2 separate regions of the Homo sapiens genome follow, and region 1 is linked to region 2. Evidence: read pairs that join two places in POLR2A ChIA-PET (ENCODE). Cell type or tissue: B cell. All regions are shown on one strand.

Region 1 (2,500 bases), 180 kb after region 2:
ATTTGTTTGAACTCTTTCACTTTGTTGGTTTTTTTTTTTTTTTTTGAGACAGAGTTTTGCTCTTGTTGCCCAGGCTGGAGTGCAATGGTGCAATTTTGGCTCACTGCAACCTCCGCTTCCCAGGTTCAAGTGATTCTCCTGCCTCAGCCTCTCGAGTAGCTGGGATTACAGGCATGCATCACCACGCATGGCTAATTTTGTATTTTTAGTAGAGTTGGGGGTTTCTCCATGTTCACCAGGCTGGTCTTGAACTCCCGATCTCAGGTGATCCACCTGCCTTGGCCTCCCAAAGTGCTGGGATTACAGGTGTGAGCCAGTGCACCTGGCCCATTTTGTTGGCTTTTTAAAAATGATTGAAGATCCTCAGATGTCTTTTCATATTTAAGGGTAGTCAAGAGGAGATCAGGAGCTTATCTAACCTCTAGATTTCTTTGTCTTGGAGCTAGTTATTTAGAGAGCAATCTTTCACTCCCTTGTCTAGGGGAGGAGGGTGGGAAATAAGCCCAGCTGCCAATGTTTTGGGAGCCTACAGAGAGAATCAGCCACGAGGCTCACCATTCCTTATGCAGGTTTCACTCAGCCCCTCTATTTTCAATAAGAGGCCTCATCTCCTTCCTCACCTACACCAGTTTCCTTTGAGCCCACATCCTTTCTCGTTTAGCCTCTTCAGAGAGCAGGCCTTCTGTTTTGTACAGGAGATCAGTTGCCTAGCTCTGAGGTTGAGGAATGAGACACTATTCTCTATAGATTTTCAATGCACCTGCCTGTTTTTTCAGTCCCACCTCAGCCTTCCAAAGTGCTAGGATTACAGATGTGAGCCACTGTGCCCAGCCCTTTGCCCGTTTTTTAACGGGGTGGTTTTTTGTTTGTTGAATTAATTTTCTTATAGATTATGAATATTAGACCTTTATCGAATGCAAAGTTTGTGACTATTTTCTCTCATTCTGTAGGGTTGTCTGTTTACTCTGTTGTTTCTTTTGTTGTACAGAAGCTCTGTAGTTTAATTAGGTCTCACTTTTCAATTTTTGTTGTCAACTTTGTCAACCATCAGGTGGTCGTAGGTGTGTGGCTTTATTTCTGAGTTCTCTGTCCTGTTCCATTGGTCTATGTGTCTGTTTTTGTACCAGTACCATTCTGTTTTGGTTACTGTAGTGTGTCTGTGGTTTCTGCATCCATGGATTGAACCAATTGTGGATTGAAAATATTTGAAAAAAAAAATGCATCTGTACCAAATATGTGTGGACTTTTTTCCTTGCCATTATTCCTTGAATAATATGACAATCATTTACATAGTATTAGGTATTATAAGTAATCTAGAGATGATTGAAAGTATATGGGAGGAAGTGCATAGGTTATATGCAAATACTACACAATTTTATATCAGGAATTTGAGCTTCTCTGGATTTTGGTATACGAAGGAAGTCCTGGAACTAATCCTCCATGGATACTGAGAGACAGCTATACGTGGTTGCTTTTTAAGAATTGTTGGCCGGGTGCGGTGGCTCATGCCTGTAATCCCAGCACTTTGGGAGGCCGAGGTGGGCGGATCATGAGGTCAGGAGATCGAAACCATCCTGGCTAACACGGTGAAACGCTATCTCTACTAAAAATACAAAAAATTAGCCGGGCGTGGTGGTGGGCGCCAGTAGTCCCAGCTACTCGGGAGGCTAAGGCAGGAGAATGGCGTGAACCCCGGGAGGTAGAGGTTGCAGCGAGCTGAGGTCGTGCCACTGCACTCCAGCCTGGGTGACAAAGCAAGACTCCATCTCCAAAAAAAAAAAAAAAAAAAGGACAGAAAAAAGAATTGTTAATACCTGTATTGCATATACAGCATTAACTGAAAATTCTTTGCTTAAGCAAGTAAGGGAATTCACCTACTGATGTAACAAAACAAATCCTTAGCCAGGATTGGCTAAAGATATCTGTGTCGCAGACAAAGCTATCATTAAGACTGGCCCTCCATTTTCACTGCCGTCAAGTGCTGTTTTCCTGACAGCTCCAGCCTTGCATGTTCCCAGCTTTAGCTTCCAAGGCAAGAAAGAATTTTTCCTTCTTAATAGTTAGACAATTCCAAAATAGCATTTCATTAGCCATGATACATACCACATACCCCGCCTGCTTGCCTCCCCACTCCCAACAAATTACCCTGGCCATGGGGATGTTAAACTCATTGTGGCCAGATCTGGGCCACATGGCCAAACCTGGAGCCAAGCGTGAAGTACTTCTACTTGGAATGCGTGGTAGTGCCTAAGGGAAATAAATTTATTAGAAGATGCCTCTACACCTTTGTTGCCTAACCATGCCAGATAATAGAACAACTTCATTTTAAGCCCATGTGAGTAGATGATGATGACAGCTGCAGGAAACTTCATGTTATAAAAATAAGAGACTATTTACATGACACAGGTAGTTATAGTAAGCCAGCCAGGGGTAATAGTAAAGTACTTTATGACAGATATTTCTGTAAATCTTTCCTCATCTTTGATTGTACATTTTGTCT
Region 2 (2,500 bases):
ATGTAAATATGATCATACTGTATATTCCATTACATAATCTCTTGTTTCACTTAATATATTGAAGACATCTCTGTCCATCTTTTAAAATTATTTCATAGCTTTCTGTTCTCGTTTGACAAATCTTTAGGTTTGCCAATGTTTTGTTATGATAAATGATGTGCTAAAGAACATTCTTGTACAGGCATTTTTATGCATTTACCCTGCTATTTCCTTGGGATAAATTCTTAGATGTGAACATTTAAATGTGAGTATATACATTTTAAAATACTATTTAAATTTGCTAAATTGCCCTCCAGAAAGCGTGACTCAATTTACATTCCCTTTAAAGTGTGTGAAAGTACCTATTATCTCATGCCTTCATCAGCACTAGTTATTATCATTCTTTTAAACGTTTTTCAGTTTTATAAGTTAAAAGGCATTTTCATTTTTATTTTTATTGGCATTTTCTTTATACTAGTGAGGTGAAATAGCTTTCATGTTGGCCATTTGCATTTCTCCTTTTTTGTGTAACTCGTCTGACCATGTTTTAACTGTATTTTACCTTTTCATAGATTTCCAAGAGTTCTTCATAATTCAAAACTATTAACCTTTTGCCGTCATATATGTTGTGAATTCTTTTTCAGTTTTTCATAACTTATGGTATGTGGTTTAGATACATAGAAGTTTTAAGTGGCCAGTATTCAATGATTTCTTTAATGTTTCTTATTAAATAATGCTTAGAAAGGAATTCCTAATTCCAAAATGATGTAATTTTTTTACCTATACTTTTTGATTATCTTTTGTTTTCTACATTTTTATTTTTAAGCCATTTGGGATTTATTTGATGTGTGGAGTGAGGTAGGGAATCTAGATTTTTTCTTAACTTGTCAACAAGTTGTCCCAATAACCTTTGGACCGAATAGTCCACATAGTCTTTCTAATGATTTGAAGTGCCTTCTTTGCCATACTCTAAATTTTTGCAGATCCTTGAGTTCTTCTGTCACTTGTCTTTTTACTTGCCTGAAGTCCTGTAGCCGTGTATGTTAGTCTTTTAGAACTATGTATTATTTTGACTATGCGGATTGAAAGTTCTCATTCCAAAGCCTCCTCAAGCTTTTAGAATAATGACTGCCACTTTTTATAGAAAAAGCAATGTCAATTTATTTACTTTGGAGATGTGCTAGAGGAGGGAATTCCCCCACCCCCCACCCACCATGTCCTTGAGTTTCAGATGTGGATAGACCTAAACATTTTCTATTTTAATCTCCTAATTTCACAGATGAGTTCCAAAAGCATAAATTGACTTGTTCAATGTTAACATAGCTAGCAGAGCTGAGACTAAGGCAAGACTAGACCCAAAACTAATTAATAGAAAACTGAGACTAGAACAAAGGTGTATAGCCCTAAAACCATGCTGGAGGAAGATGGTCACAGTGAGAGTTTGTCAAAGATGGCAAACACAGGATTAATAAAAGTTTGGTCCTCTCTGTTCTAGATCTCCAGCATCTGACTTCTTTAAGGGAAAATGAGCAGTTTCTGGAGCACCAGCTTAAGAGAGAAGTTAAATGTACAGGAGCCCTTTGATGTTAACTGACTGAATCCTCAGAAAACTCATAAAAAGGAAAGAGCACAGGCACACTAAATAGCACACAAGTGCACATGTGCTTCAGTAGTAGTAGCTTACCCAGCATTGGGCTTTCAAAGAGAAGTTTCAGGCATTTCTCAGTAGTGCCACTGTCACCCTGGTTGGCTCTGTTAAGGTCATTTAGGTCAGACATCAGCAAGCACAGACAGCTGAGAGGCAGGAAATGTGTGGCTCTGTGAGCAAAGCAAAGGAGAAAAGCTTTTTATAGCCAAGGCATGGGAGGAAGCACTGATAATCGGAGAAGGGTTGTGTGTTTTCTTTTCTCTATTGGGAAAACTCTCCAACTATGTTCTTTAAAAGCTAACCAGGCTCTCTCTTATCTTTCCCACCTCATGAAAAGTCATTCGCTAGCAAACAACCTTCCATCTAAGGGCACTGAGGTTTTAAAAATATGTGTAGTTTCCTAAAGATATTTTATAGTTTAATTCATTTTTATTAGAAAATATCGTCACATGGTTTAAAATTCAGATGTACAAAAGGATATACGATAAGGAAACTTCCTTCCATCCATAGCCCTCAGAGACCAAGTTTCCTATCCTGGGGAAAACCAAGTTCTAGATTCTTATTAACCCATCCAGAGTAATTTAGACATATTAAAATATATAAGTACATACAGATATTCTTTTGTGAAAATTTTTACAGAAGGGGTAGCATACTACACACACTGTTCTGCACCTTGATATTTTTACTTAGCATCTGAAGAATGTCCTGTATCCGTACATTAAGAACTACCTTATTCTTTGTTATGACTACACTACACTCGATTGCATGAATAAAGCATACCTTATTTATCCAGTTCCCCTATAGATGGACATTCATGTTGTTCCAAATTTTACTACTACAAATTATGCTACAATTAATGTATTATTTTATATA

What was found. Peaks named below come from ENCODE experiments on the same cell type or tissue, not always from the same donor. Only the 100,000 strongest peaks of a DNase experiment are listed, where the experiment ranks them.
Region 1: POLR2A ChIA-PET joins it to region 2 with 10 read pairs; 3 of 35 experiments call an interaction of 5 or more read pairs at or near these places.

What each region holds. Positions count from the first base shown.
Region 1 is chr14:61,779,681-61,782,180 of GRCh38, forward strand. The region is part of intron 7 of SNAPC1 (small nuclear RNA activating complex polypeptide 1); the gene reads left to right. Among named protein-coding and RNA genes, the nearest start is that of SNAPC1, 19 kb to the left of the region's middle. In B cell, no CTCF peak of the experiment used is centred here; no DNase peak of the experiment used is centred here.
Region 2 is chr14:61,597,482-61,599,981 of GRCh38, forward strand. All of the region lies in intron 1 of LINC03033 (long intergenic non-protein coding RNA 3033), which reads left to right. Among named protein-coding and RNA genes, the nearest start is that of LINC01303, 28 kb to the left of the region's middle. In B cell, no CTCF peak of the experiment used is centred here; no DNase peak of the experiment used is centred here; H3K27ac peaks cover 355 bases.